2 separate regions of the Homo sapiens genome follow, and region 1 is linked to region 2. A link is an interaction called in ENCODE POLR2A ChIA-PET data of the cell type or tissue named here. Cell type or tissue: PC-9. All regions are shown on one strand. Each heading gives the region's core, and the rest is flanking DNA. Links, peaks and the distances in the headings are about the cores only. Region 1 holds the start of FAM186A (family with sequence similarity 186 member A). Region 2 overlaps DIP2B (disco interacting protein 2 homolog B).

What was found. ChIA-PET counts read pairs that join two places held together with the same protein. Peaks named below come from ENCODE experiments on the same cell type or tissue, not always from the same donor. Only the 100,000 strongest peaks of a DNase experiment are listed, where the experiment ranks them.
Region 1: POLR2A ChIA-PET joins it to region 2 with 9 read pairs; 1 of 35 experiments calls an interaction of 5 or more read pairs at or near these places.

Annotation. Positions count from the first base shown.
Region 1 is chr12:50,389,342-50,405,783 of GRCh38, forward strand. It overlaps FAM186A (family with sequence similarity 186 member A), which reads right to left and starts at 7,268. Exons shown (of 8, transcript NM_001145475.3): 1 at 6,952-7,268. The coding sequence starts at 7,143. It overlaps LARP4 (La ribonucleoprotein 4), which reads left to right and starts at 11,544. Exons shown (of 16, transcript NM_052879.5): 1 at 11,544-11,687. The coding sequence starts at 11,670. In PC-9, for the core only: no CTCF peak of the experiment used is centred there; a DNase peak (open chromatin) is centred at 7,330; H3K27ac peaks cover 2,043 bases.
Region 2 is chr12:50,607,329-50,623,770 of GRCh38, forward strand. The region is part of intron 1 of DIP2B (disco interacting protein 2 homolog B); the gene reads left to right. Among named protein-coding and RNA genes, the nearest start is that of DIP2B, 110 kb to the left of the region's middle. RefSeq lists enhancers at 4,168-4,669, 4,670-5,169, 13,286-13,475. In PC-9, for the core only: no CTCF peak of the experiment used is centred there; a DNase peak (open chromatin) is centred at 8,743; H3K27ac peaks cover 2,313 bases.

The sequences.
Region 1 (16,442 bases), core at 5,982-8,481, 220 kb before region 2:
AATACAAAATTAGCCGGGCATGGTGGTGCATGCCTGTAATTCCAGCTACTTGGGAGGCTGAGGCAGTAGAATTGCTTGAACCTGGGAGGTGGAGGTTGCAGTGAGCTGAGATCGCGACATTGCACGCCAGCTTGGGCAACAAGAGCAAAACTCCATCTCAAAAAAAGAAACTTCCTTGGGCCAGATGGTTTTGCAGGTAAATTCTACCCAACTGGCAAATTAATATACTCCTGAGATAGAAGACCGAAGCTGTATCGCTGGCCTTCCCAGATAAAAGCAAACTACTTCTGGTGGGCCTTATTGACAGATTGGAAGAAATAATCATTTGCCAGATCATAGCGGCATACCAGGAACCAGGGAATGTGTTAATTTGTTCAAGCAATGAAGCCACATCTGGTACAGAAGCTGTGACTGGACTTAGTACCTAGTTAAGCTTACAATAATCCACTGTCGTTCTCCAAAATCCATCTGTATTCTTTACAGGCCAAACAGGAAAGTTGAATGAGGATATGGTAGAAATCACCACTAAGGAATCTTTGAAGTCCTTGATGATGGCACTAATTCTTCCAGGAATGGGATATTTGTTTTATTTTTACTGTTTTCCTAGGTAGAGGCACTAGTGGCTCCTATTTGGCCTTTCCCACCACAGTAGCCCTCACTCCACAGGTAAGGGAGTCAGTGTGGGGATTCTGTCAGCTGCTGAGTATGTATATTCCAATTACACATTTTGGACCTTGTGAAATAACCACAGGATGGGTTTGGGGACACACTAGTTTCACTGTGAGATGGGCCTGAGCTAAAGCTTTTTTGATTAATGGGTAGACCACAATAACATTTTGGATCTCCTGGGATTAATGTCAGCTCAGAGCCAGTGCCCAGTAGTCCCCCAAAAGGTCTGATTATTTCCTTTTTCCCAATGCACACTCTGTTACAAGGTCAGCAGAAAAAGTAATAGTATACAGGTAGACCCAGGGTCCTTCTTCAAGAGAACTTGAGGTCCTGTTCACTCAAGGAGCTCTGAGTCTGTCAACTGGCTCAAGTTTGGGAATTGACTGATGGACTCTGACTCGTTTTCATGATTCATGATTCAGGTATTTATTTTCATTCGACCGAGGAATTTCCTACTTGTTCAGATTAAGTAAGAATTTAGTAGGCTTCCTATCTATTCATTTCTGGGAACATCTTGATCAACTAGCCAATGCCATAGGTCAGTGTGAGTCAGACTATTTTGATTGCTGCTTTCCTGCTGCTGTCCATTACAGTAATCATATCCACCTTGCCTTTGGTGGTTGGGTGCCACTACTGGGTCCCAGTTAGGTTTACAAATTCAGTGACTACAGTTCCCACTGTTAAGGTCTGAACTCTAGAGAAGAGTGATCACAGAGCTCTTCAAGGATGCCGGGGCTTCCTTCACTACATTTTTTCTCATACTATTGGTGAAAGGGCCTAGCACAATGGCTCATGTCTATAATCCCAGCATTTTGGGAGGCCGAGGTAGCCACCACCCCTGGCTAATTGTTGTATGTTTTGTAGAAACAGGGTCTCGCCATGTTGCCTAGGGTGGTCTCAAACTCCTTAGCTCAAGCAATCCTTCCACTTTGGACTCCCAAAGTGCTAGGATTACAGCCATGAGCTACCATGCCCTACCTCCTTTTTTTTGTTTTTGAGATGGAGTCTTGCTCCGTTGCCCAGGTTGGAGTGTAGTGGTGCGATTGTGGCTCACTGCAACCTCCACCTCCCAGATTCAAGCAATTTTCCTGCCTCAGCCTCCCGAGTAGCTGGGATTACAGATGCCTGCTACCATATCTGGCTGATTTTTGTATTCTTAGTAGAGATGGGGTGTCACCATGTTGGCCAGGCTGGTCTTAAACTCCTGACCTCAGGTGGTCTGATCCACCCTTGTCGGCCTCCCAAAGTGCTGGGATTACAAGCATGAGCCACCATGCCAGGCCTTATTTTATTTTTTTATTTTTTATTTTTTATATATATTTTTTGAGACAGAGTCTCGCTGTCACCCAGGCTGGAGTGCAGTGGCGCGATCTTGGCTCACTGCAACCTCTGCCTCCCAGGTTCAAGCAATTCTCCTGCCTCAGCCTCCCAAGTAGCTGGGACCACAGGTACCTGCCACCATGCCCGGCTAATTTTTGTGTTTTTAGTAGATATGGGGTTTTACCATATTGGCCAGGCTGGTCTCAAACTCCTGACCTTGTGATCCGCCTGCCTCAGCCTCCCAAAGTGCTGGGATTACAGGTGTGAGCCACCACGCCTGGCCTATTTTATTTTTTTGACAGTCTCACTGTCTCCAGTCACCTAGGCTGGAGTGCAGTGGCTCGATCTTGGCTCACTGCAGCCTCTGCCTCCTAGGCAGATTCTCATGCCTCTGCCTCCCAAGTAGCTGGGATTACAGGCATGGGCAACTGCAGCTGGCCTAGTAGTTTATTTTTTAAAATGAACATTTACTACCTTTAGACTTAGCCATTCCAAGCTTAGGTATTTATTCCAGAGAAATGAAAGCATATATCTGTATAATGACTGGTACATGAATGTTTATAGCAGCTTATTTGTAATAACCCAAAACCAGAAACAGCCCATGCCATGCCATGCCATGGAAAAACACTCAACAATAAAAAGGAATCAACTATTCATATATGCAAAAGTGTGGATGAATCTCAAAATAATTATGCTAAGTGAAAGACGTGAGGCAGAAGAAAGTAGATACTGTATGGCTCCACTTATATAAAATCTAAAATATGCAAACTAATATACAGTGACAGAAGCAGATTGGTGGTTAGCTGGGGATTGGGGGTGGGGGGCAGGGAACAGCATGTGGGAGGGATTATAAAGCAGCATGAAGAAACTTTTGGGGGAAATGGGCAAAATCATTATGTCGATGTGGTGAAGGTTTCACAGGTTTGTTGTTTGTTTGTTTGTTTGTTTGTTTGTTTGTTTGTTTTGAGACGGAGTCTCGCTCTGTCGCCCAGGCTACAGTGCACTGGCGCGATCTTGGCTCACTGCAAGCTCCTCCTTTCCGGGTTCATGCCATTCTCCTGCCTCAGCCTCCCGAGTAGCTGGGACTACAGGCGCCCGCCACCACGCCCGGCTAATTTTTTGTATTTTTAGTGGAGACAGGGGTTTCACCGTGTTAGCCAGGATGGTCTCGATCTCCTGACCTTGTAATACGCCCGCCTCGGCCCCCCAAAATGCTGGGATTACAGGCGTGAGCCACCGCGCCCAGCCGGTTTCACAGGTATTTATGTATATCAATAGTTTTTTTTTGAGACGGAGTCTCGCTCTATTCCCAGGCTGGAGTGCAATGGCGCTGTCTTGACTCACTGCAACCTCCGCCTCCTGGGTTCAAGCAATTCTACTGCCTCAGCCTCCCGAGTAGCTGGGACTACAGTCGTGTGCCACCACACTTGGCTAATTTTTTTTTTTTTTTTTTGGTATTTTTAGTAGAGACGGGGTTTCACGGTGTTAGCCAAAATGGTCTCGATCTCCTGAGCTCATGATCCGCCCGCCCCAGCCTCCCAAAGTTCTGGGATTACAGGCGTGAGCCACCGCGCCCAGCCAGTATCAATACTTGTATACTTTTTTTTTTTTTTTGAGGCGGAGTCTTGCTCTGTCACCCAGGCTGGAGTGCGGTGGCGCAATCTTGGCTCACTGCAAGCTCTGCCTCCCGGGTTCACGCCATTCTCCTGCCTCAGCCTCCCGAGTGGGTGGGACTACAGGCGCCCGCCACCACGCCCGGCTAATTTTTTGTATTTTTAGTAGAGACGGGGTTTCGCCGTGTTAGCGAGAATGGTCTCGATCTCCCGACCTCGTGATCCGCCCGCCTCGCCTCCAAAGTGCTGGGATTACAGGTATGAGCCACCGCTCCCGGCTCGATACTTGCATACTTTTAAAATGTACATTTTGGCTGGGCGCGGTGGCTCACTTCTGTAATCCTAGCACTTTGCGAGGCCGAGGCGGGAGGATCACCTGAGGTCAGGAGTTCAAGACCAGCCTGGCCAACATGGTGAAACCCTGTCTCTACTAAAATACAAAAATCAACCGGGCATGACGGCGGGTGCCTGTTGTCTAGTCTCAGCTGCTCGGGAGGCTGAGGCAGGAGAATTGCTTGAGCCTGGGAGGCGGAGGTTGCAGTGATCCGAGGTGGTGCCATTGCACTCCAGCCTGGGTGTCAGAGCGAGACTCCATCTCAAAAAAAAAAAAAGTGTATTTTGGGCCAGGCGTGGTGGCTCAAGCCTGTAATCTTAGCACTCTGGGAGGCTGAGGCAGGCAGATTGCTTTAGCTCAGGAGTCCAAGACCAGCCTGGGCAACATGGTGAAACCCCATTTATACAAAAAATACAAAAATTAGCCAGACGTGCTGGTGTGTGTGCCTGTAGTCTCAGCTACTTGGGAGGCTGAGGTGGGAGGATGGCTTGAGCCCCGGAGGCAGAGGTTGCATACATTTTATGGTATGCTAACTGTACCTCAATAAAGCTGTTAAAAGCAAACACTGTGTTATTGTTGCTAGTTGCCAGAAGTTGGAACAGGAGAAAGTCTGTGTGAGGAGTGGGAATTTATCGATATTTAGCACTCTTTTTTTCTGTGAGGCAGAGTCTTGCTCTGTCACCCAGGCTGGAGTGCATTGGCACCATCTCGGCTCACTGCAACCTCTGCCTTTCGGGCTCAAGTGATTCTCTTGCCTCAGCCTCCTGAGTAGCTGGGACTCCAGGCAGGAGCCACCACACCCGGCTAATTTTTTGTATTTTTAGTAGAGACCGGGTTTCACCATATTGGCCAGTTGGTCTTGAAATCCTGAGCTCAAGTGATCCACCTGCCTCTGCCTCCCAAGATGCTAGGATTACAGGCATGAGCTACTTACCACACCTGGCCAAGCACTCTGTTTTTTTGTTTTTGTTTTTGTTTTTTAAAAGAATATATAAAATGGGCTGGACGCAGTGGCTCACGCCTGTAATCTCAGCACTTTGGAGTGGGGGTGGGTCACAAGGTCAGGAGATCAAGACCATACTGGCTAACATGGTGAAACCCTGTCCCTACTAAAAATACAAAAACAATTAGCCAGGCTTGGTGGCCGGTGCCTGTAGTCCCAGCTACTTGGGAAGCTGAGGCAGGAGAATCACTTGAACCCAGGAGATGGAGGTTGCAGTGAGCCAAGATCGCGCCACTGCACTCAGCCTGAACAATAGCATGATAGTCTGCCTCAAAAAAAAAAATCTATTTATCTATCTATCTATCTACCTATCTACCTATAGAGAGAGAGAGACAGAGGTCTTACTATGTTGCCCAGACTGGTCTTGAACTCCAGGACTCAAGCGATCCTCCTGTCTTGGCCTCCAAAGTGCTGGGATTACAGGAGTGAGCCACTGTGCCTGGCTAACACTCTTTTTTTTTTTTTTTTTTTTTTTTTTTTAGAGATAGAGTCCCTCTGTCACCAGACTGGAATGTAGTGGCACAATCTATAGCTCACTGTAACCTCAAATTCCTGGTCTCAAGGGACCTTCCCGAGTAGCTGGGACTGCAAGTGCATACCACCACTTCCTGGCTAATTTTTAAATTTTTTCTAGAGACAGGGTCTTGCTTTGTTGCCTGGGATGGTCTCAAACTCCTGGGCTCAAGTGAGCCTCTCACCTTGACCTCCTAAAGTGCTGGGATTACAGGCATGAGCCACTGTGACCAGTTTAGCTTTCCTTAAACATAGGAAAGAACCCCCCCTTAATCAATTTCATCAAACATGACTGATTTTTGTTTGTTTGTTTGTTTTTGAGACAGGGTCTCGCTATGTCACCCATGCTGAGTGGGGTGCAGTAGTGCAAGCATGGTGCTCACTGCAGTCTCCTGGGTTCAGGGGATCCTCTGGCCTCCCAAGGAGCTGGGACTACAGGTTTGAGCTAACATGCCTGGCTAATTTTTTTATTTTTAGTAGACAGGAGGTCTCCTTATGTTGGCCAAGCTGGTCTAGAACTCCTGGGCTCAAGAGATCCTCCTGCCTTGGCCTCCCAAAGCATTGGGATTACAGGCATGAATCGCTGTGCCTGGCCTGATTTTGTTGTACTGCGAGAGAATAAAATGCAGTATAACCTTAATTGTTTGGGGGTCTATTAGATTCTTATGTATTTATTTATTTATTTATTTTTCTAAAAATATAGATGGGGTCTCACTATGTTGACCAGGCTGGTCTCTAACTCCTGGCCTCAAGGGATCCTCCCATCTCAGCTTCCCAAAGTGTTGGGATTACAGGCATAAGCCACCGCACCCGGCTGACATTATGTAAACACTCTTTCTATTCTCCTTGAATTTCTCCTAATTTCTCCTTGAAGTGTACAGGGAAAATAAAAGGAGCTAGAATTCAAAGCCATCTAAATTCTATCTGGCTAATAGCTGTTTGATAAAACCTCCATAGGGAACAAATGAAAACTTTTTTTTTTTTTGAGATAGAGTTTCGCTTTTGTTGCCCAGGCTGGAGTGCAATGGTGCAATCTTGGCTCACCACAACCTCCACCTCCCTGGTTCAAGCAATTCTCCTACCTCAGCCTCCTGAGTAGCTGGGATTACAGGCAAGTGCAATCATGCCCAGCTAACTTTTTGTATTTTTAGTAGAAACGGTGGTTTCTCCATGTTGGTCAGGCTGGTCTTGAACTCCCGACCTCAGTGATCCGCCCGCCTCGGCCTCCCAAAGTGCTGGGATTACAGGCGTGAGCCACCATGCCCGGCTTGATTTATTTCTTAAATGGCTTTATTAAACCTGATATAAAGAGATTAATGTCAAATTGGAGCTTGTTATATCCACAGTCGGTGTCAGGTGAAATTGTCATTTGAAGTCAAAGCTACCCTAAATACAGTCAAATATCATGAAAGTGATTTCTAAAATAAACAAAAATGTACTTGGTCACAGAAAGTTTAAAAAGAAAATTGCAGTCTGTAAACTTCAGATTCACTACCTACCTCTCTGGCTCGATGGAGCTGTGCGCGCTCAATCCTAGAGATGATATCCTTTACTGAGAATGGGATCTCAAGGTTAGGGAGCATCAAAGGACTAAGGATATTTTGGGGCTCTCTTCTCATGATGGTGGAATCCTTGATGCATTTTTCTGATTCAGGGTCATTGTCTATCTCATTTTTCATTTTGAAGAACATTTTGAAAATGTGGGTGATTTCGTTTTATTTCTTCTTTTTCACAGAATCTACAAAAATGCTAATAAAGATATCCAGTAGGAAGCTAGGAGAGGTCTTTCCTGATCCTAGAAGTTGTGGCATACTCTGCTACTAATTGGTGGCTCCCATGATATTCCCGTCCTGTTGATGTCACAATAGACCCATTGTGACATTATCATTGATCAAACATGTAAAGAATGCTTACTATGTGCAGAGAACTGGTCATTCTATATGCTGCCATGGTAGAAGGGTGAGGGGGGAAGGAGGGTAGGAAATAATAGACAACAGGAATGCTAAAATAAACAGAAGATATAGCCCTGCTTAAATAAGCTTAAAATCTAGATGTGTTGGCCGGGTGCAGTGGCTCATGCCTGTAATCCCAGCACTTTGGGAGGCCGAGGCAGGTGGATCACCAGAGGTCGGAGTTCGAGACCAGCCTGACCAACATGGAGAAACCCCGTCTCTACTAAAAAAAAAAAAATACAAAATTAGCCATGTGAGGTGGCACATGCGTGTAGTCCCAGCTACTTGGGAGGCTGAGGCAGGAGAATCACTTGAACCCGGGAGGCGGAGGTTGTGGTGAGCCGAGATCACGTCATTGCACTCCAGCCTGGGCAACAAGAGTGAAACTGTCTCAAAAAAAAAAAAAAAAAAATCTAGGTGTGTCAAATATAACTCCTGGTTCTTCTCTCTTCCTGGGGTTTTGCTTAAGTATTTTTAAGCCTGTAATGGAATAAAGGTTACAACTACTTCCTCAGCTGCCCCTTAACTTTTCCTAGACATGTAGTAACTTGGATGATATCATTTGGATGAAGTAACTTGGATGATATCATTTGGATGAGGATCACACTCTTTGCACTGCTTACTCTTTTTTCTTTTCTTTTCTTTTCTTTCCCTTTTTTTTGGAGACAGAGTCTCACTTTGTTACCCAGGCTGGAGTGCAGTGGTGTGATCTTGGTTCATGGCAACCTCTGCCTCCCAGGTTCAAGAGATTCTTGTGCCTCAGCCTCCCTGAGTAGCTGGAATTACAGGTGCGCGCCACCACGCCTGGCTAATTTTTGTTTAATATTTGCTTCCAATTTTTTTAATAATAAAAAAGCATTACAGAAGGTTGAAGTCCTCTTTGATGTCCCCCACCCCTGGTTCCTTCCTTCCCCACTGTCCCATTCCAGAGGAAATGACAATCATGAATTTTACATATTTGTGTTATCTATTTTTACATAGTTTTACTACAGGTGTATGTATTGTTTTTTCTTTCTTTCTTTCTTTCTCCTTCCTTCCTTCCTTCCTTCCTTCCTTCCTTCCTTCCTTCCTTCCTTCCTTTCTTTCTTTCTTTTTTTTTTTTTGAGGCAGAGTCTCACTCTGTTGTCCAGGCTGGAGTGTAGTAGTGCCATCTCAGCAGACTGTAACCTCTGCCTCCCAGGTTCAAACGATTCTTCTACCTCAGCCTCCCGAGTAGCTGGGATTACAGGCATGCGCCACCACACCTGGCTAATTTTTTTTTTTTTTTTTTTTGAGACGGAATCTCGCCTGTGGCCCAGGCTGGAGTGCAGTGGCATGATCTCGGCTCACTGCAAGCTCCGCCTCCCAGGTTTGCTCCATTCTCCTGCCTCAGCCTCCCGAGTAGCTGGGACTACAGGCGCCCGCCACCACACCCGGCTAGTTTTTTGTATTTTTTAGTAGAGACGGGGTTTCACCATGTTAGCCAGGATGGTCTCGATCTCCTGACCTCGTGATCTGCATGCCTTGGCCTCCCAAAGTGCTGAGATTACAGGTGTGAGCCACTGCACTCGGCCTACACCTGGCTAATTTTTTATATTTTTGGTAGATATAGGGTTTCACTGTGTTGGCCAGGCTGGTCTCAAACTCCTCAAGTGATTCACTCACCTCGGCCTCCCAAAGTTTAGTTGTCAACTAAACTAAATTTGCATTATTCTTTCTCTCTCACTTGCATCTTTTATGCAGCATGGAATTCATCAATCAGCAACTAGACATGAAGGCTTTTCTTTGAGACAAAATCTCACTCTGTCACCCAGGCTGGAGTGCAGAGGCACGATCTAGGCTCACTGCAAGCTCCGCCTCCCAGGTTCACGCCATTCTCCTGCCTCAGCCTCCCAAGTAGCTGGGACTACAGGCGCCCACCACCACGCCCGGCTAATTTTTTGTATTTTTAGTAGAGAAAGAGTTTCACCGTGTTTGCCAGGACAGTCTCGATCTCCTGACCTCGTGGCCTCCCAAAGTGCTGGGATTACAGCCATGAGCCACCACGCCTGGCCATGAAGGCTTCTTAAAGTCAATTTTTAAATCCTGCTTCCCTTTCAATTCGACAAGCATTTGTTGAAACACTATGCAGCTTACATTATCCTAAACTGAAGAATATATGATAGGGTTCCTGTGAAGAAACTAAAACAAAAAAGAAAAGATTTAAGATAGAATATAATAATCAAGTGCTAATAAGGGACACGAAGAAGAGATCTGTAGAAGCAGAATCTTTGAGAAAACCTTATGGAGAGAGAAGGTTGATTGACAAATGGAGGCAATCCAGGTAGGGGCAACACCTTGAGCCATGGCTTTGGCGGTGAGTGCTAATGAGTTTGCATCTTAGGGGGAAAGTAAGGAGATTGGTTTAATCACTGAGATGACTTCACGGGAATTTACTGAGGACCACATTAGGGTGGGCCTGAGATAACAGATATCAGCAATTTGGTGGTGGAATTAATTTGGTATCTGAGGAGATTCCATTTGCGGCAAAGCAAGGAGGATTTCATGAGATCAGAATGGCAAAGTCTTGAAATCAAGTAACAGTGGTTTGGTGAAAATGAAACCTTCACTTTGGGAAGATTTTTTAAATAATAGAATGGAAAAATCCATTGGAAAAGATCAAGACATGATTATTTCATTTTTATTTATTATTATTATTTTTTAGAGACAGAGTCACACTCTGTCACCCAGGCTTGAGTGCAGTGGCGTGATCTTGGCTCACTGCAACCTCTGCCTCCCAGGTTCTAGCAATTCTCCTGCCTCAGCCTCCCACGTAGCTGGGACTACAGGCACACACTGCCATGCCTGGCTAATTTTTTGTATTTTACTAGAGATGGCATTTCACCATGTTGCCCAGGCTGGTCTTGAACTCCTGAGCTAAGGCAATCCACCCGCCTCGGCCTCCCAAAGTGCTAGAATTACAGGCGTGAGCCACGGTGTCCGGCCAATTTTTATTCGTTACTATTATTATTACTATATTTGAGACAGAGTCTCACTCTGTCACCCAGGCTGGAGTGCAGTGGCGCGATGTTGGCTCACTATTAACTCCACCTCCTGGGTTTAAGCGATTCGCCTGCCTCAGCCTCCCGAGTAGCTGGGATTACAGGTGTGCACCACCACACTTGGCTAATTTTTGTATTTTTAGTAGAGATGGGGTTTTACCATGTTGGCCAGGCTGGTCTTGAACTCCCGACCGCAAGTGATCCGCCCGCCTCAGCTTTCCAAATTGCTGGGATTATAGGCGTGAGCCACCCTTCCCAGCCAAGACATGATTATTTCAAAAGATGAGTGTTTGAACTAGGACATACAAGTGGGAGCGATCTATCCTACTACATATTGCTAAAGACAATAAGGAATTTGGACCATCTAACAAAAATTATAGATAATTTTAAAAATTTTGTTTTTATTGTATTTCGTTTGAATTAATGACAGAACGTCAAAGAAGACACTGTCCAGATTAAGTGTTATTACTGGTATATTAAGCGGTGACATGGGTAATTAATTCAAATGAGCCTGGGGCAAAGTTCTTTAAAGGGAAACCCGACCTCCTAGAGGGCTTCTTCAACTGTAAAATGGGGATGATAATAATAGTGTTTATTGCATAGAATTGTTTTAAGATCAATTAACATAAAATGCTTAGTATAGTGCCAAACACAATGTAAGCATTTAATATACATTAGCTGCTATTAACATATTTGCTAGTATCATAGTTTTTTGTTTTTTTTTTCTTGTCTACTTTTCTTCTGTGAGCCACCACTTTTCGGCAGGGTTGGTTTGTTCAGTACACTTCGCCAAGGTCGGCTTTAAAAATCAAATCTAGATTGTGAACTATGAAAACTGCGGAATTATCAGTGCTGTGTAGCTATCTGACAAGTGATAAAATGTGTCATTACGATTTTTACACATCCCCGTGCCACAGAATGGCGTCTCCTTCTAATCGTTCCCCCCGACAGATGATAGTACATCCCACACTGCTGCTGGAAAAGATAGTGCAAAAGTTGAGCGCGCCGAGGGCTCTCTTTTCTCCCGGAAACAATTTTTCCCTAGACCCGGAAGCAGTTGTTGTTTCAAGGGAGGTGGGACTGGGCGGGTCAGGCCGCAGCGGCTGACGGCAGGGGAGGAGCCGGGTCCACTGCCGGGTGGAGGGGCAAGGCGAGTGTGTGTCCTTATCCTAGCAATTGGGGCGCGGGCCTGTGAGCCAGTTGGAGTTGCGGCGGCGGGAACGATTGGGCTGAGCAGAGGACGACATGTTGCTTTTCGTGGAGGTGAGTGCATTATGCTAGTCTCGTCCTGCTCTTAGGAGAGCAGGAGTGTAGAGGCGCCGGCCGGTCCCACCGCCATGTGACTTTCCGGGCCGTACACGCCGCGGAACCGGCAGATAGGCTGACACAGCACCTGGGCCGAGCAGGCCTGCAGCTTCCCTCTGCGCGCTCACAACACTCTAGGAAGCTATGGGAGGTGAGGCCCGTAGTGGAGAAGAATTGAAGGAGAAAAACGGAGGGCTGTTCTGGTGTGGCGGTGAGGTTCAGAGGAAGGGGAAAGTGTCCCATATGGACCTCCTAAAGGAGGCAGCATTGGGGGGTTGGGGGGCGGAGTCTGAGGGAGGAGAGGGTAATCAGGTGGGCGCGTTCCGGGGGCCGAGCGCGGCCTCGCGGGGCCCCTCTGGGAGGGAGGCGAGCAACATGTGGGGCCACGGATGGAGAAAGGTGAAATGCGGTAAGTATTTTGAAAAGAAAATTGAAAAGTTCTTTTGAGCAACTTCCACCAAATTCTGCCCGGGCCCCGTCCCTAGGTCTCTGGAACGTTCTGTGGGTGAAAGCGAGTTACTTTGAATCGAGGAGAAGCCAGTAGGGTTTGGAAGCCTTGAAAGGCACCGCTTTGACCTTTTGTAAAAGTTACTCAAGCAGCAGCTGCGTGATGAAGGGTTGGTTCTATGAACCGATTAAAAGCCCTTTACAAGGAAAATTCCAAGAATGAGGGAAACTTATTCCGGGAAAAGCCGTTTTTTGTAATGTTATTTGAACAATGAGACACTTTTATTACTTAAACTAGAACGTCTGCTGTTGGCCTATTTTAGTTTTCAAGATAGAGTTGGATACCTGCCTTACAGAAATACGAAATTTAATTTCCCTTAATTCTGTCCTCTTGTGTGCAGTGAGCGTCAGCTGACTGCCTGGCTAATGCTTTGAGTAGATTCCAGATCATATTGTTCTTACATTGTGAAAACGTCAAACCAGCAAAGCTGCAACTTCGCAACTTGGCATTTGTTAACTATGCCCATAAGAAGAATCTTTTCAATGAGGGAAGGAATTTACGGGTTGTATAATGAATCTAGGAGCCGGGGCCAGCCTATGGCAGATTTTTTTTTCCGGGTTGTGGGAAAATCTTACTCCGTAATATTCCAGCATAAAGTAAATAAATGATTTTACGGTTTTTTTTTCTCTTTAAACTAACTGATATTGTGTCGCCGATAAGCTTGATATCTTTAAATTAGTTTTTTAAAAGACTGCTACATTAGAGTGTATCTAACATTCATAATAAACATTCATTGGAACATTCCGGGGAAATCATGAAAAGACTTAAAATTACTGAACTCATTCTGTTTACTGTTTTCTGTCCTCATTGTTGTTTTCCTTAGGCAGAATAAGAAATCAGATAAGATTTTAAGCCAGTGCCAGCCAGTTTTTTTAAGGAATGTTATGCTATGTAAATACCACAGGTTTTAAGTGTGTGTTTTGCTGGGCAGAAGAAAGATTGTGAAGTTTATATTGACAGGAACTCCACAATATACTTTTGACTTCCAAATTGATTCCTTTGGCTTTATTAAAATGTAAGTTTTAATAACAGCTCCATTTATTGTTTAAACTAGGTCTTCTCCTGTCTCTAAAGCGATACTTAATATGTTTTACAGATGACAAAACCGAGCCCCAGAGGTTAAAGTAACTTTACTTAGTAAAAGTAAAGTAGTTTAACTGGGATTTAGATCCAGGTCATGCTGATGTCAAATCATGGACGGGATGTTAGCAATTCAGGCCTGTCCGACTCCCCAGGTTAGACAAATTCTATCGTATCTCTCGCCAAACTAGTGTTTAAAAGTTGTATCTCCATTAATCATTTTCTTTGTGAGTCACTATGTCATTCTTCATTTTCTCATATGAGTTTTATTGAAAATTAACTGTCTTTAAATATTTGGGGCTGAATATGTGGTATTAAAATCAGTGAAAAACAACATGTTGGTCGTTTGGCGTTTTGTTAACTAATATTTGATCCCTGTAACCTCATGATAGAGGAATTATTCTCAGTGAGAGAACCAAAGCTCAGAAGTTAGATGTCTAAGGTCATTCAAGTGTAAATAATGTGGGGGCTAAAGTCTGAAGTCTGACTTCTAGAACATAAATTTCTGGCTTCAAAATTATTTTTGTACTTTCCCATAAGTCAAAGGTTCTTAATCTAGGTTTTTGGATAGAATTGAGGAAGTAAGTACCTAAGCTTGGTTGAGGAAAAAAATTTGCGTGTTTATTTTCTCTAGCTTCTAACTGAAATCTAAATGGAAAAGAAGTGAAAATTCTTTAAATGTTAATGGCAGCAACAGTGTATGTGACCTTGTCACCAAGACAAATCACTTTTTTACATGTATTACAGCTTTTGCAGTTATCTTGAAATATTTATGCTCATTACTTGCTATATGTCAAAAATATTGTTAACGTATTGCTATATTAGACATTTTAAAATATTTTGATAACTGCGTTTCAATATAATTGGTTTACTTTGTGATCCTATATATTTTAGAAATGTAAAAAAACGGAGAAGAGATCCATAGATTAATTGGACTACTAAAGAGGTCTGTGTCACAGAAGAGGTTAAGAACTGCTTTACTAAACCAACTTGCTTGTGGATCATCTTTGGCAGGGTTAATCTGGGATCCCTGGGTCCTCTGCAGTTGTGTTCAATACCTTTTACTTATGTGTATTTTTCTGGAGAGATTCCAGCTTAACTATCCCACTAGAATCAGTAGGATAGATAATAGCAATATAACAATAACAACAGTAGTAGTATATACTTGTATCGTGCTTTGTGTCAGGAACGTTTGATGTTTTTGCATATATAGATATCTGTACATCTTAAGTCTCAATATCTCTATGAGGTGTTAGTATCCCCATTTTAGTGATAAGTAAGGCAGCTGGGCGCAGTGGCTCATGCCTGTAATCCCAGCACTTTGGGAGGCTGAGGTGGGTGGCAAATCACCTGAGGTCAGGAGTTTGAGATCAGCCTGGCCAACATGGTGAAACCCCATCTCTACTAAAAATACAAAAATTAGCCAGAGGTGGTGGCACACACCTGTAATCCTAGCTACTCGGGAGGCTAAGGTAGGAGAATCGCTTGAACCTGGGAGGCAGAGGTTGCAGTGAGCTGAGATGGCACCACTACACTCCAGCCTGGACAACAGAGTGAGACTCTGTCTCAAAAAAAAGAAACTAAGGCACATATAATTTAAACTTGCCTAAGTTTATACAGCTAGTGAACATGGAAGCTTGTATTAGAACTCATCAACCACCTACTTGTATTGGAGTAGAATATATTGCAGACAAGGAATCAATCCTATGTAAATAATACTTAGATGCAACTTTTTAAAACCTGGCCTTGGGCCCAATGTGGTGGCATGTACCTGTAGTCCCAGCTACTAGGGAGGCAGAGGCAGGAGTTTCGCTTGAGTATGGGAGGTCAAGGCTGGAATGAGCCGTGATTGTGCCACTGCATTCCAGGCCGGGTGACAGAGCAAGACCAACTATATTGACTTCAGTAGATTATTGGTTTGTTTTATTTTTTTCCTCTTGAGACCGAGTCTCGCTCTGAGACCGAGGCTAGAGGGTGGCGCAGTCTCAGCTCACTGCAACCTCCGCCTCCTGGGTTCAAGCAGTTTTTTTTTTTTTTTTTTTTTTTTGAGACGGAGTTTCCACTCTTGTTGCCCAGGCTGGAGTGCAGTGGCGCCATCTCGGCTCACTGCAACCTCCACCTCCTGGGTTCAAGTGATTCTCCTGCCTCAGCCTCCCGAGTAGCTGGGACTGTAGGCGCATGCCACCACGCCCAACTAATTTTTGTATTTTTAGTAGAGATGGGGTTTCACCATGTTGGCCAGGATGGTCTCGGTCTCTTGACCTCATGATTCGCCCACCTCGGGCTCCCAAAGTGTTGGAATTACAGGCGTGAGCCACCACACCTGGCGGGTTCAAGCAGTTCTGCCTCAGCCTCCCTAGTAGCTGGGACTTCAGGCATGTGCCACCATGCCTGGCCTTTTTTTTTTTTTTCCTGATTTTTAGTAGACACGGGTTTCACGATGTTGGCCAGGCTGGTCTCGAACTGCTGACCTCAAGTGATCCGCCCGCCTTGGCCTCCTAAAGTGCTGGGATTATAGGCGTGAGCCACCGCGCCTGGCAGATTTTTTTTCCACCTCTGTTCTGAAGGAGAAACAAACAATGTCCCTCTCTGGAAAGAGGTAAAAGTTTGGATGATTCACAAAGTCATCAAACATGACCTGCCATGAATTCTTTTACAACAAATTGTTTGTAAGTTTGAAACTGCAGTGTACTACCTTCATCTGAATGCTATCAAGTTACTTAAAACTTGTGAGCCCTAAGGAGGCAGATAGTAATTTAAAAAAATTTTTTCATTTCTCTCTTTTATTTACAGTTTTTTTTTTAATTTTTAATTTTTTGAGACACAGTCTCGTTTGCTGCAGCCTCCACCTCCCCAGCTCAAGTGATCCTCCCACCTCAGTCTCCAAAGTAGCTGGGACTATAGACATGTACCACCATGCCTGGCTAATTTTTTTCTTTTTTGGTATTTTTTGTAGAGACAGGGTTTTGCTTTTTTGCTCAAGCTGAAATTTTTGTTTAAATAAAAAAAATTAAAACTAGAGACTGGGAAGGGTGGGTATGCAGTGACTACTGAAATTGGGTTTCTGTCTCTGTTTGAGTTTTTCCCTGAAAATGAAGACAGTTGTCCCTCAGTATTTGTGGGAA
Region 2 (16,442 bases), core at 7,703-10,202:
AAAGAGACATAGCTAGTAAATGATAAGCCAGGTTTGGAACCTAGATGTTTCTGACTTCCACAGCATTACACAGATATGGAATGGAAGATCTAGACATTTTTAAACATTAAGACAAATTTTGAAGATAATCTCATTACTTATTTTTTATCAAATCAAGTCTTTCCTGTGATTTTTCTTCCTTTCCTTTTCTTGACAGCATCCCCTTTCTACTACTGAAAAGAAGGCCAGTGCTCTATCAGCTATATATTCAGTGGTTTTAAGATCTTTCGGCTAAGGTCAGGGTTTTTGTTCAAACACAGTCTTGCTCTGAAGTGTAATAGAATATAATCAGCAAAAGCAGAGTGGTTGAAGCTTGGAGAATTTCCTAAAATTACTAATAGCTGTAGTACAGCAAGCTCTTAGTCTGAAAACAGAGGAAACACATCATTCCTCACACAGTTTGCTTGTTTTCTGGGTTTTTTATTTGTTTGTTTGTTTTGTTTTGAGATGGAGTCTCAGTCTGTCACCCAGGCTGGAGTGCAGTGGCACGATCTCGGCTCACTGCAACCTCTGCCTCCTGGATTCAAGTGATTCTCCTGCCTTAGCCTTCTGAGTAGCTGGGACTGCAGGTGTGCGCCACTACGCCCGGCTAATTTTGTATTTTTTGTAGAGACAGGTTTTTACCATGTTGGCCAGGCTGGTGTCAAACTCCTGACCTCTGGTGATTCGCCCATCTTGGGCTCCCAAAATGTTGGGATTACAGGTGTGAGCCACTGCACCGGGCCACAATTTGCTTATTTTCAAATAAGCTGTAGTCTTTCAACAATTAGCAAATTAGTATTTGGAATTTGTGTCCACCAATTATTTTTAACTGATAGTTTATTTAGATAATATCTTGATGGGGAAGTCTTAGCATATCAAATGGTTGCTGTTTTAACTGCAAGAATAAAAAGAAACAAAAATGCAATTTAGAAAAGCCATTTTGATTATGCTGAAAACTTACGTGGAAACAGCATCTATCAGAAATAGTAACACTAGGTGCGGTGGGTCACACCTGTAATCCCAGCATTTTGGGAGGCTGAGGTAGTTGGATCACATGAGGCCAGGAGTTCGAGAGCAGCCTGGCCAACATGGAGAAACTCTGTTTCTACTGAAAATACAAAACATAGCTGGGTCCACGTGGTGGTGCGTGGCTGTAGTCCCAGCTACTCTGGAGGCTGAGGCAGGAGAATTGCTTGAACCTGGGAGGCAGAGGTTGCAGTGAGCTGAGTTCGTGCCACTACACTTCACCCTGGGTGACATAGCAAGACTCAGTCTCAAAAAAAAAAAAAAAGAAAGAAAAGAAAAGAAAACAAATAGTAACACTAGCACAGTCTATCGATCAACTAGTTCAACACTCTTAATGCGTGTTCCTAGATAATTTTACATTAGTTTAAAAGTTTCTTTGCAATACTCTGATTTCAAAGAAGTAAACCATATTTACTTTTGTAAGAATCCAGCCTAGAACAAAATTTCATTTATGTAAGCAGAAGCAGTGCAAAAAATATTTATTAGCCGGGCATGGTGGCTCACGCCTGTAATCCCAGCACTTTGGGAGGCTGAGACGGGTGGATCACCTGAGGTCAGGAGTTCGAGACCAGCCTGGCCAATATGGTGAAACCCCATCTCTACTAAAAATACAAAAATTAGCCAGGTGTGCTGATGGGTGCCTGTAATTCCAGCTCCTCAGGAAGCTGAAGCAGGAGAATCATGGAGGCAGAGGTTGCAGTGAGCCGAGATTGTGCCATTGCACTCTAGCCTGTCTGACAGAGCAACACTCCGTCTCAAAAAAAATAATAAAAAAAAAATTATCAAGAGGATTAACAATGAAAAGTTTATAAGGGATTTGTATCTTCTACATAAGAGTTAAATTAGCTTTTAAAAGTTTTAGTACCATGGTTTATGGTTCTGGTGGAGACACCAAGTAGCAGCAATTATTTGTTGCCACTTGACTGAAAATTGTCTCATTTGCTTTGTATTTGTTGGACAATGGGTTTAAGTACATGTAGTGAAGACCCCAAATAACAGGTACTTAAAACAAGATAGAAGTTTATTTCTAGGTCATGCCATGGTCTCAACTAGTACAGCAACTCTGCTTCATGAGGGTATTGGGCAACAGGCCCTTCTACCCTGTTCCTTCATCATCTACTGGTCTGGCTCTTCACCCTTTGTCCAATATAGCTGATTACCACATCCCATTTCACCCATTGGGAAGGGAGAAAGAGAAGGGAAGATACACCCATTCCATTTAAGAGCAAGATCTGGAAGTTGCACACATTCTTTCTGTTGATATCACATTGGCCAGACCTTAGTAATTTGACCGTACCTACCTATGAGGGGACTGGGAAATGTCATCGTCTTCTGAGTAGTTGATTGCCCAGCTAACCATCCTATTGTGGAAGATAAAAGAAGAGATAGGATGGACCACTTATCTCTCTTCAAATCCCTTGGCACACAAACTGCTTGTGGTTGTCTTTTTTTCTTTTACGCTTGGCTTTTATAATGATGTGTCCTGTTTCATGTTCTGTTAAAACACCATGTTCATAATTGAACAAAAACTTCATCCTGAGAAAACTGCATTACAAGAACATTTGTTATAACTAATAAAGGAAGTAAGTAAATCATATTCCAAATTCACAATGCCAAAGTATTTTTAATGCAGGAATTTTAATAAAGTTTTTAAGAATTCTGCAGATACAGCTATAACACCTAAATATAAATGACCAAACCCAACATTTGATTATTTCTAGCTTTTATTCTAGAATAATGATTTTTAAAATTACTACTATCACTGTCACCCTAAGGAATGGTTAGACTGCCTAATATCACATTTCCATATGTTGATAGCCTTGGAAGTATGTTATTTTTTCATAATATTCAGATGTGTGGTGATATTTGTTTGGGGAGTGATGGCAGGCAAAGAATGGTGGGTAGAGTTTTTTTGTTACTAGGAGTAGTGTTTTTTTCCTTTTAATTGCTAGTTTTGATTGTGATTAGTACAATGAGTGAAATACAGGAAATATCTGCTGGAACTCTGAAGTATTATTCCTTGCATTGTTGTCTTTGCTATTTTAGGATAAGGAATGTGTTGTTTCACCCCCCTCCTCCAAGTGAAACTTCAGGAAAGTAAAATTTTCTTTAGTGATATTGGAGATGTAAATATCTTTTTTTTTTTGGAGACAGAGTCTTGCTCTGTACATCCAGGCTAGAGTGCAGTGGCGCCATCTCGGCTCACTGCAAGCTCCACCTCCCGGGTTCACGCCATTCTCCTACCTCAGCCTCCCCAGTAGCTGGGAATACAGGCGCCCGCCGCCATGCCCGGCTAATTTTTTTGTATTTTTAGTAGAGATGGGGTTTCACCATGTTAGCCAGGATGGTCTTGATCACCTGACCTCGTGATCTGCCCGCCTCAGCCTCCCAAAGTGCTGGGATTACAGGCATGAGCCACTGTGCCCAACCTTTTTTTTTTTTTTTGAGATGGAGGCTCGCTCTGTTGCCTAGGCTGGAGTGCAGTGGCGTGATCTTGGCTCACTGCAACCTCTGCCTCCGTTCAAGCAGTTCTCTGTCTCAGCCTCCTGAGTAGCTGGGATTACAGGAGCCTGCCACCACCTCCAGCTAATTTTTTTGTATTTTTAGTAGAGATGGGTTCCACCATCTTGGCCAGGCTGGTCTTGAACTCCTGACCTTGTGACCCATCTACCTTGGCCTCCTAAAGTGCTGGGATTACAGGCGTGAGCCACCGCGCTTGGCCGATGTAAATATCTTTAGGGGGATAATAGACACACAAATTAAAGAGAGAAAGGATTGTATTATCAGCCAAGTCAAAAGTTTTATCTCCTAAACATTGGCGGATAGGTGTTTATAAAATTGCAAGTCATTTATAAGAATCCTTAGGCAGTTTGTCATAGTTCTTTGTTTCACTCTATTTTAAGTGCTTTCTTGCCTGCTAAAGGATATCAGCTCTTGTACTACCGAAATGCCCTGGACAGCTTTCTGTTACAAATTTATAGCTGCGAGATCATTTTTATTCTTTTTGGTTGCTTCTCCACCCTTCCTTGAGCCTCTATTCCTAAGAGTGTTATTAACGTTTAACATTTATTCTTTTGCTGAGGCTGCATTGAGGGGCGTGGGTTGTTTTTATTTAATCTTTAAAAATAGTAACCACCAGCTAGTTATTTAAAATTTTGCCAGGAAAAGAGGAACCAGAAGCAGCAGCTGACTGTCTTTGTTGACTGTGTGATCCAGAGCAGACCCAGTGGATTTGGGAGCTCCCTTTCCCTCCCCACCACTGCCTCCAGTGGTTTTATTCTCTTTTTACCTACCCCCAGTACTAGATCCCTTCAGTCGCTCTTTCACCCCTGAACTTCCACCACCACCATGTCCCCCAAAGCCATTCCCTGGACCAGCAATAATTTATTTAGTCTCTGCCCCTCTCTCGGGCTTTTAGCAAGAAATGCCCAAGAAAACTTCAGTTTTAGCATTTTCTTTACAGTCTTCTATATTCTTGATCACTTGTCGTTGCTTTTGTCTTTATGTCTAGGTGCAAAGTAAGAAAAGAAAAGCAGATACAGGCCAGGCGTGGTGGCTCTTGCCTATAATCCCAGGACTTTAAGAAGCCAAGGCAGGAAGATTGCTTGAACCCAAGATCCCGCCTCTAAAAAAGAAAAAAAAAAAAAAGCAGATATCTTGGCCAGGGGAGGTGGCTCACATGTGTAATCTCAGCACTTTGGGAGGCTGAGGTGGGTGGTACCCCATCTCTACAAAAAATTAGCAGGGCATTGTAGCATGCCCCTGTAGTCCCAGCTCCTCAGAAGGCTGAGATGGGAATGGGTCAAGGCTGCAGTGAGCTGTGATTGCACGACTGCACTCCAGCCTGGGCCACAGAGTGAGACCCTGTCTCGAAAAGAAAAGCAGATAGGGAAATAGGCAAGGAGAATTAGCCTAGGAGGAACCTTTACACCCTCCTGAGGGCCCTTCTGTGATTTCTTTCAGCATTCTTTCCTTTTGGAATCGTGTTATTTCTTCTTGAGGGTGACATCTTCTGCCCTCCCAAGATGAATTCTGAGTATATTTTTCATAATAACTTTTTTTTTTTTTTTTTGAGACAGTCTTGCTCTGTCCCCCCAGGCTGGGGTGCAGTGGTGCCATCTTGGCTCACTGCAACCTCTGTCTCCCAGGCTCAAGTGATTCTCCTGCCTCAGCCTCCTGAATACCTGAGATTACAGGTGTGCGCCACCATGCTGGGCTAATTTTTGTATTTTTATTAGAGATGGGGTTTTACCATGTTGACCAGGGTTGTCTTGAACTCTTGGCCTCAAGTGATCTGCCCGCCTCGGCCCGCCAAAGTCTTGGGATTACAGGCGTGAGCCACCACACCCAGCCTTTCCCATAATAACTTTGAAAAGTTATAGAAATTAGGCTGATAATACTGCACAATTATTTATTCAACAGTATTTATTGCTGATTGGTTGATTACTGATTAATAAATACTTGCTAGCCTGGATCATTGCTTCCTTCCATCCTCTTTTCCTGTTACACCCCAGCTCTATGTTATTCAAACCATCATCTTTCTCCCAGGCACTACTGGAGACAGTCACTAAACTGTGGAACATAACTAAAAACATTCTGTTCTCCCGTCTCCCTTGACTCTCAGCACTGCCTAGCACAGCATGTGCCTCCCGTTACTGTAGTGGCAACTCTGAATATCTTTACGCAAACCCTCTCTTCCAACTCTTCATTCCTGTCACAAAGACCTTAGAGAGGCAGCACTGAGAGGTAGGTAAGAGTTTGGATGCTGGAGCCAGACCATCTGCTTTGAAGCTGTCTCTCACAGTGTTGTGTCCTTGTGCAGGCCAGTTAATTTCCCTGTGTCTCACTTTCCCATCTGGAAACTGAGACTCATAATACTCTTCCATGGAATTGTTTTGAGGACTATATGGATTAATGTATGTGATTGCTTAGATGAATGGTACCTAGAACGAAATAGGCAGTGAATGAATGTAGAAGGGAAAATAGACAAGAAAACCTTTACTCTGATTCCTGTGCAGAAAGAAATTTAGAGGTCATTAAGCCAGAGTCCTGTCATCTTCTGTCCTCACTCCCAGTGCTCCAGCACCTACCTATACCTCCCTACCGATCCTTACCCTTTTTCGTAGAGAAAAGGTATCTCTAAAGTCCTGCAGTGCTTTAAACCTTTGATACATCCTGACAAACACAGAAAATGATAATATTTGTTCAATACAGTGGGGTAAAAAGAGTGCCTGTTTGAGGTGACTGGCCCAAGGCTTTCAGTTCCCTGAAGCTCAGCTAAACTGCCCTAAGGGACTGAGTATTAACATTTCCACACCCATAAAGCACTCACAGATCAGCGCAGATACCACATTCCCAGCCCATGTTGAGAAGCCCTGGCCCTAACCACTGACAACACTAACCCTTATCGAACTTGTAATTAAATCATTAATTATAGAATTCTTTTCAGATGTCTATGCTGGAAGAAACTATAAACTTCATCACTATGCCTATAAATGTTGGGCCCATGTCCCACTAAAGTGGTGGCTTGTATGTAGGAAGTTCTTAGTGTTTGTTGGTAGAATCGGTATCTTTCTAATAGCTGTCTTTGTAACTTACATATTTGTCCATCTTTAAGAAAAAGAAAAAAATAAAACTCACCTGCTTTGACTCTAGCCTTCTGTAATACTACCCCATATCTCTTTCCCTTTTTAACAAAACATTGAAAGAAGGAAATCTATTGCTGTCATTTCACCTCTTACTCATTCTTCAGTGTCCTAAATAATCTGTTTTCTTCCTTCACTGTTCCTTTAAAACTGTTCTTAACTGGGCTACTGATGATCTACCTGCCAAATCCAGTAGTTATTTTTTGATCCTTATTTTATATTTGTGACAGTGTGCACTCATCTTCTCCTCTCTGCCTCCATTTTCCTCATTCTCTCCTGGTCTCCCCACTGTGTGTCATCATCGTCTCCATTTCCTCTGCCTGTTCTTTAAATGTTAGTTTACCCCAGGATTCCTTTTCTGGTTGCCTTCTTTCATGCTGCATTCCTTCTGGGTGATATCATTCACACCCAAGGCTTCAGCTACCACCTCCTACGCTTGATGGTTCTAAAATCTATATATCCATTCTAGAGTTTCTCTCTCCTGTTGCCTGCTGGATATCCTCCCTTGTTTTTGACTTGCCATATGTAACAGTGCCAGACAAATGGCATTCATCCAACGTTGAGCTAAAGCAGTCTTAGAGCCCATGAGATCCTTATTCCTACAGATGAAGAGACTGAGGCCCAGAGACGTATAGTGGCTTGCCCAGTATCAGATAAATAGTTTGTAACAAAATGGGGAGGAAAACCTAAGTCTCTGGACACTGGGACTTGAACACAAGTTTATAAACCTATGCCAAACACAGAATGGTGATGTTTACTGCCTCATTGGAAAAACCCTTTTCCACTTTGGCCTAAGCGACCTGCTTTTGCGATCCCCATGCTGTGGCAGTGGCAGTATTCTCCTTACTTGTGTTTTTCCCTGTCCATCTTTGGTTTCCAGAGCAGTATGAATTGGCTACCAACAAAATTCTTCATCTCTTTAAAAGCTTTCACTTTTTTTGCGCCTGCCAAAGGAGATACTTAGATTTTGATCACTGTTAATTTTATCTAGACTATTGATAAAGAATGCCTGGCACATGCACCATTTAATTCAGATTCAGTGATTGGTATAGATACTATTACTTATTGCCTGGTTTTTAAAAATTGCTCCAATTGATGCAAGAATAAAAGCAGAATAGTTGGAAGATAACTAGCTGTTAACACTAGAAACAGTTTTCTAATCTTCAGAGAAAAATTACCAAGATAAAGGGGGAAAGAAGAAGCAATAATGAAAATTACTTTTCCGCACCCCCTCCCCCGCCATTTCTTTTTTTTTCTAGAAGTTTGGCAACATTCATAATTAGATGCACGTAGCACTGTTTTGTGCATAATAGCATGGTTTATTTACATACATTTACATATATGCATTTTAACTGATCTCTGCTCATTTCTGGTTTAGATATTTGTATACTCCTCTTTGAGACATCAGTTTTCCTTCTTTTAGGCCCTTAGCATCCAAAGGCACTAACTTTGTTGGCTCTTAGTGCTGAGTCTAGTACCATGATCTGAGTCTAGCACTGTGGAGCAACTTTAGTGATACTTGATGCGTTGTATCTTATTTTTTTAAAAGAGAATTTACCAACCCAGAATTTTCTAGATAATCCTTTTAAAGATAGTTATTCTTAGGACTTAAGGGTGGGGTTGGGGCTGGGGAGTTGTCAACTAAAACAAGTTGAGTATGTGCTGTGTGCCAGGGACTTTTGCATTTATTCTCTCATTGAAGACTCATCATAAACACTCAAGGTAGGAGTTATTCCAGTTTTACCTATTAGGAAACTAAGGCACAGAGTTGTTAAGTAACTTGTCAAGAAGCAAGTAAAACAGCAAACTCAGCGTTCGAACCCAGATCTGTTTCATGCTAGAACCCGTGCTCTTTCTATTGACTGAACCATCCCCTGGATTCCTCCTGTCCCTTTGACACCTCAGGTCATTTGTAGAGCAAACTTCTTCTTTGCAGGCATGGTTTTTCTAAGTGGACAAATAAACATACCTTTTGCATTAGATGGATTAATTTAACCAGCGCCTGATGATGAGACTTACAGATCATTTTCTCAGTGTTTTACTTTGTTGCTTTTTGTTTGAACTTGCTTGGTGCCTTAGGTGAAATACCATTTGTAAGAAGTCACATATGTTTGACCTAGAAAACAGGGCTGTGCAGCCAAAGCAATTCTATGGTTTGTGTTTGAGGAGAAAGCAGTCTGTGCTTATTCTCTAGTTCTTGACATGGAAATTGTCTAGTCATTGTCCTAAATGAGGTGAGAGGATCTCTACTGAGAATGGAAATTTGAATGTCCTAGAGTTAATTTCCTTGAAAAACCGTTTGTAAGATTAGCAAAGTTGAGTTAAAACTATAGCTTTTATAGACTGCCGGTTGAAGACTTTTAGAACCACTTATTTTATTCCAAAAAAATTAGATACAATAAAAATTCTCATCTTCTTTCAACAGATTGTAGTAGTTTAACAGAGCTTTATTTCTGGCTAAACTATGAAAATGTTATGTCTTTTTACTCTTTTCATCATAGGATCAATTCTACCTCTGTGTAGAAAGAAACTACAGAGAGTTTTTAAAATAATTCAAGGTTGTAAATTCTTTGGAGTCCTGTTGGACACTTTCAGTAAGAAACAGCAAGAGAAATAGGGGAAGACAGAGGCCAGGAGCTGGTTTAATTGTTAAGGTCCTTGTTTTGTATGACTGTGAGCTTCATTTTGTATGTTTGTGAGCCTTTCTAGATCACCTCTGGAAGGAGGATATTTGAAGATGGGCAGCTGCTATATATATTGCATTGGATGGAATTATCATTATGAAGAGAACATGATAAAATATAATAATGAAATTTTTGTCTTCTAGCCAGCTTCTCCTGGATAGTATTCACATCCTCTGCCTTTTTCAGCTTTGCTTTAAGATTGCTCTCATTCACATTCTCAGCTATATTTTTATCTCTTTCTCTTTATTTGTCTACTTGTATCCCTCATGTATGAGTAGTGATAACCCTAGTCTTACTCCCCATCTCCAGCCATAGCCAACATGAACCACCTTCCTGGTCTAAAATTTACATTTAAAGGATAGAATAGGATGATTAGGTTCAGGTATAGATTTGAAGATGTTGGCCATATTCTATGTAAATGAATATTTAGTAATGATGTATAATGATCTTTTTGCTTTTTTTTTTTTTTGAGACGGAGTCTCGCTCTGTCACCTAGGCTGGAGTGCAGTGGCGCGATCTCGGCTCACTGCAAGTTCCACCTCCCGGGTTCATGCCATTCTCCTGCCTCAGTCTCCCGAGTAGCTGGGACTACAGGCGCCCGCTACTACACCTGGCTAATTTTTTGTATTTTTAGTAGAGATGGGGTTTCACCGTGTTAGCCAGGATGGTCTCAATTTCCTGACCTCATGATCCACCTGCCTAGGCCTCCCAAAGTGCTGGGATTACAGGCGTGAGCCACCGCACCCGGCCTTTTTTGCTATTTTTAAAACACCAGTTGGACACAGTTTCCACAGTTGGCTGTCTGGTTTAAAAGATGAAAGGGGTCAGGGGCAGTGGCTCATGCCTATATTCCCAGCACTTTGGGAGGCCAAGGCAGGTGGATCACTTGAGGTCAGGAGTTGGAGACCAGCCTGGCCAACATGGTGAAACCCTGTCTTTACTAAAAATACAAAAATTACCCGGCAGTGGTGGCATTTGCCCATAGTTCCAGCTACTTGGAAGGCTGAGGCAGGAGAAGCACTTGAACCCCAGAGGTGGAGGTTGCAGTGAGCCAAGATTGCACCACTATACTCCAACCTGGGCAACAGAGAGAGACTCCATCTCAAAAAAATAAAAGATGAAGGAGATTAAAAGAGACAGTTCAGCCAGGGTCCTGTTGAGGAGCAGAATTGTTAATACATTTTCGAAAGTCATCTGTATTTTGAAGTGATTCATAGTAATTGCTTATGTTGTTTGTTTATGGACAACAGGTTTAATTTTTTTAAATTGCATCTGATTTAGGGGCCACCTACAAATAACAATGGACAAAGAACAGCAAGAAAAAGGCCAGAGATTCTAGTCTAGCTTAGGCAAGACATTTAACTTTTCACATCTCAGTTTCTTGTTCTCATGAAGGTAATGCTTTTTCCGTTTATTGAAGAAGGTTTTCAGCCAAATCAAATGAATTGATGTCAGAATGTTTTGAAAAGTTAAAGAATAAAAAATTTAAAAGAATGTTAGATTGGTGGTGGTGTTATATAGTGCCATTTTTTGAAGAGTGAAGTAAATTGATGGGTCCATGAGGTGACTATCAACCCTCAACGTCAAGTGTCTGAGGATTTCGTGGTGAGGCACAAACGGCCAAGTCCTACCTCAGGTTAGGCTGCAGGAGTAGCAGCAGGGCCATCTCTGTTCATCGGTGATTGAAATTACAGCTTCTGTGTCTGTTGTTCCAAGCATGCCACTCTTTTCCAAACTCTGGGTTTGATAAACTGTGCATTCACCCTCAGTGTCTCTCTCTCCTGACGATCATCCTTCAAGACCTAACCCAAGAGCAACTTTTGTGATGTTTTCTCAATCTTTCTGAAGTAGAATTTGGAGCGTCTCTGTAAAAATGAATATATGGTGGTGTTTAAGAGCAGGGGCTCTGGAGCCATTTCTGCCTGGATTCAAATCCTGATCACAGCACTTACTAGGTGTGACTGTAGGCAAATTGCTTAAACTTCTGTGCCTCACTGTCCTCACCTATAAATTGAGAAAAATGATGATAATATCACCTGATAGGGCTGTTGTGAGGCTCTTGGAACAGAGACTGATACATAGGAGGCCCTTGATAAGTGTTATTTTACTTATATGTTCTTATCGAGTATTATAATTTTCATTACCATTCTCTCCTTGCTCCCATGGGACTTTGCAAATAATCTTGAGTGTAGCACTTGTACTTTTATTGTAATATTTGTTTAGACTGGGAACTCCTTGAAGGCAAAGATACTATTTTATTTGTCTTTGTTTAATGACCTGCATATCATCCATTCAGTGCTCAAAAATGCTTTTCTTTCCTTCCCAAAGTCCCCCCACCCTCTATCACCACCCCTGACTGCATAGCTGTGACTTTAAAGCAGGGTTGCATGGCATATGCTCTTTTATTTCCACTGGGGCAGAAAGTTTATGGCTGCAGCTGTAACCCTTGCTCTCTGTCCATTAAGACTGCTCCCGATAGAAAAAGTTATACATATGACTTGATGACCCTCCAGAATTTTTCAGATGTTGTGTTTATTTAGCCCCTAATTGCTCAAGGTACTGCACAAGGTCATAAATGAAAGTTACTTAGCATTGCCACATTTCTTGGGAGATAGGAATCCTGAACAACTACCAAACATGGCCATGCCCATACAGAGCCAGTCAGCAGCAGAGTACAACTAGCAAACCACTAAGTGACTGTATCGTTAGGAATTTATATCACCTTTCTGATAAGAGAATGAAAAGCCAGACCCAAACCAAATGTCGTCTGCTCCGTGAAGCATTCCTTTCCCTACTCAGGCCAAGATCGTGATGCTTCCTTCTGGGTTCCAGAAGGTGCTGCATTTGTGTACGTGTCTCCCATGGCGCTTAATTATAGAGTGTTAGTCATGTTTGTTTGCCTGTGCCTCTTCTCTGCGACATAATTGTCCCCACTTGGCCAGTAGGGTAGGCTTTTAGTAATGTTTGTTGATGTTATTTTCCATAGCCCAGACCCTATATTTTAAATCACAATGAAAACTTTGCAAGGGAGAGACTGTTCCCCATTTCACAGATGTAGAAACTGAGGCTCTGCTGAGCGCATTGGTTCACACCTGTAATCCCAACACTTTGGGAGGCCAAGGCAGGAGGATTGCTTGAGCCCAGGAGTTTGAGACCAGCCTGGGCAATAGTGAGACCCTTGTCTCTATAAAAAAAACTTTTTAAAAATTAGCTGGGTGTGATAGCACACCCATCTGGTCCCAGATACTCAGGAGGCTGAGGCAGGAGGGTCACTTGAGCCCACAAGTGAGCCATGATCATGCCACTGCACTCCGGCCTGGGTGACAGAGTGAGACCCTGTCTTAGAAAAAGAAAGAAACAGATTTATCAAGAAATAAAACTTGTCTAGAGTCCTTTTGCCTCAGATGTGGTTCTGTCTAGCTCAGACCCTTGAGCTCTTCACCACAGCAGTGTCACCCACCTGACTGGTGTAAATACACACTAACTGCTCACTACTTATGCGACTGTTCTCCCTACCACCTTGTGGCTTTTAGGAGGCTTGGGTGGCTGGCAGGCTCACGCACGCCTCCTCACAGCCCTCTCTCAATCAACTTGAAGATGATTTGTGGGCCACTTGTGCCAAGCTGTTTTCATTGATCCCAGGTGGTGAGGAAAGAAGTTGGAAACATAAGTCCTTTATACTCAGCCTCACACATGTGTCTTTCTGTATGTCTGCTGCTGGCTGCTGAAGACTGTGGTAATTCTGATGCAGCTGGACAGTCTCACAGCGTGTGGGTCGCAGACTCGCCACGACCATTCTCTTGTTGGTTTAGGTCAGTGTCTTCATACAAGGCTCTATGCCTGCCTCCACTCCTGCCAAGCGCTGCAGGCACCTGGACAAAAGACGTTACTCTAGTGGGAGGGGAAGGCTAATCCTCCCTGTATTTATTTCTCAAAAAAACTTGAACAACAGGTTTACCTTATATGCCATTTTAATGCAAATTTTATATAGGTATCATTATGATTCTCCTTTTTGTTCTATATGCCAGATGGCAAAAAGTCTGTTCTGAGTAAGAAAGCCTGTGGTGTGACTCAGTGTCTGAGCTCCAGAGGTTCTGTGCTCTCCCTTGTGGCTGGATAGCCCAGCCAGCATTCTTCCCCCTCCTCCCAATCAGTTCCCTCCTCACATTCAGTCTGCAGAACCATCCAGCATACACCAGACAGGATTCCTCACTGCAGCAATTTCCAAACTTGCCTGGCTTTAGGACTCATTGGAAGATGCTTGTTAGAAGTAGAGATTTCTGGATCTTAATCCAGACTTAGTGCATCAGAGTCTCCATGGGAGGGGTCTGGGAATTCGTATTTTTGCAAGTTCCTTGGGAGAATCTTAAAAATTGGACAAGGTTGAAAAACATTGCTTTAGTGCAGCAAAATCTGTGTAAGTACAGGTGGTGAGGATGATTTAAGAGCACAGACTATAAGTGGTGGCAACCACAGAAATGTGAAATAACAGATTCTCACTGATTTCTTTCTGTCTGGTCTTGCCCTCTAGCTAAGGGATGTATCTATATCTGGCTTGGAGTTCTTAGCTTTTAGTGCCTTGTGATTTATATATTATTCCTCTCTTCAGGCAGTCCAAGCATTGCTTTTTTGTTCACCTTTAAGATCTAGCTGTCAAGTTTCGGTAAACTTCTGGTCCACTAAATTCCATTCCCTGAGCCTTTCAGCTCTTGCTAAAGAACTCTTTTTCTCCCATTTCTAGTTTTCCACCAAGTACACATGTCTGTTTGATTTATTATTCTCTCACTGCCTCCATTTTATTAATTCATTCAGTCACTTGTTCAACAAGCGTCTATTGTGCCAGGCTGTGGGTGGGCTACAGTGATAAACAAGACACAATCCCTGCCCTCAAGTGCACAGTCTAGTAGGGAGACATGGGGTGTAAACACATAATTAAAATACCAGTGGGTGCTAAGTGCTATCACAGATATGTATGCAGATTTGTAGGCGCACTAGGAGGAAGTAGTGGAAGGCATCACAGAGGGGTGACTTTTGAGCACAGGGTCTTGTAGTCAGAAAACGGGGAGGGGGAGCATTTTAAAGATACTGTAGGCCTAGCATTGTAGTCCTCGCATTCTCACTGCAGCTCAGCTTCTTCCAGGTCTCCTTAATTTCTTTGCTCGTTTGTGGATCTGATGGAGCTAATTGGCATGGCTGAACTAGACTGTCTTGATTGACCTCTTTCAAAACCTGAGGTGGTTAGTAGTTGATTAATATCCAGGATGCCAAATCTAACAGATTGTCCCACGATCATTTACTGACATTGCCTGACTGAGACTTAAGCACTGAAGAAAGCTTTTTAAAGGCCTTTCACTTTGTCACTCTGCCAGATGTGTTCTGAGCCATCAGAAGTGGCCTTTGTGCCAGGGTAGGGGGTGGAGGTAGGAGATCTTGTGAGTGGCGAATGGAACAGAAGAATGCTTTGGTATTTCTTTTACAATAAAAGACATGGTTTCCTGTTTCTAATGACGGTTTACTTGGTAGGCTTCTGTACCCCTGTTAGCTGTATTTACTGTTTGAAATTCCCTGAAGTCTTGAGTTGGCTGCTTTGAAAAGGTTTAATTAATTATTTTTTAACAAAAATTCAGTTTCTGTATTTTACTAGGGAAACAGATGAAGGACCATTGTGATTAAATTTGTATAGTGTAGTAAGTAGTCATGATTGAAGTTTTAAAATATTTATTGTTTCTTGAAATAATGTTCATTGCAGAAAAATTAGAAAATAAGAGCAAGAAGGAAAAGAAACTATAAAACCACTTCATAATCTTGCAAGCCATAACTAACCACTGTTAATATTTTGGTGGGTAAACATGCACACTTTTCCAGTGCATACACAGAAAAAAATTTTACATGTGTGCAAACACATTATTCCTTTTTTTTTTGAGATGGAGTTTCACTCTTGTTGCCCAGGCTGGAGTACAGCGGTGTGATCTCAGCTCACCGCAGTAACCTCTGCCTCCTGTGTTCAAGCGATTCTCCTGCCTCAGTCTCCTGAGTAGCTGAGACTACAGGCACGCGCCACCACTCTCAGCTAATTTTTGTATTTTTAGCAGAGACAGGGTTTCACCATGCTGGCCAGGCTGGTCTCGAACTCCTGACCTTAGGTGATCTGCGTGCCTCGGCCTCCCAAAGTGCTGGGATTACAGGCGTGAGCCACCTTGCCCAGCTATTTTTTTTTTTTTTTACCCCATCTAATGACCTATCAAAAATATCATTCTTAAAATTGAATATACTGTGTAAACCACCTTGTTAGCAAATATACACCTATGGACCGTTCGTTCTTAGAAAGATGTGTACTTTTGAATTAATATAAATCAGGCTTAGTTTTTAAAAATCAAACTCTACTAAAGTATATAAAACAGGCCAGGTGTGGCTCACACCTGTAATTCTAGCACTTTGGGAGACCGAGACGAGAGGATTGCTTGAGCCCAGGAGTTCAAGACCAGCCCGGGCAACAAAGCGAGATTCTGTCTTGAGAAAAAATTTAAAAACTAGCCAGGCATGGTGGCGTGCCAGCCACTTGGGAGGCTGAGGTGGGAAGATCCCTTGAGCCCAGGAGTTTGAGGTTGCCGTGAGCTATGATCACACCACTGCACTCCCTCCAGCCTGGGTGATAGAGGGAGACCCTGCCTCCAAAATATATGTATCTACACACACACACACACACACACACACACACACACACACACACACACTCTCTCTCTCTCTCTCTCTCTCTCTCTCTCTCACTCACCCAAGTATAAACAATTTAGTATATAGCCTTCCAGACACACACACACACACACGCACACACACACACACACACTCTCACTCACCCAAGGATAAACAATTTAGTATATAGCCTTCCAGATTATTTTCTGTGTATATGCAAACATACCTATTACTGTTTTTAAAAATTTTTTTAATTTTTTACGGAATCAGATGATGTTATACCTACTGTTCTGCAGCTTGCCTTTTACACGTAATGTATTACATCTCCTGTGGCAATATATTTGGATTACTTGCCCATTATTATATAGATTAGAGT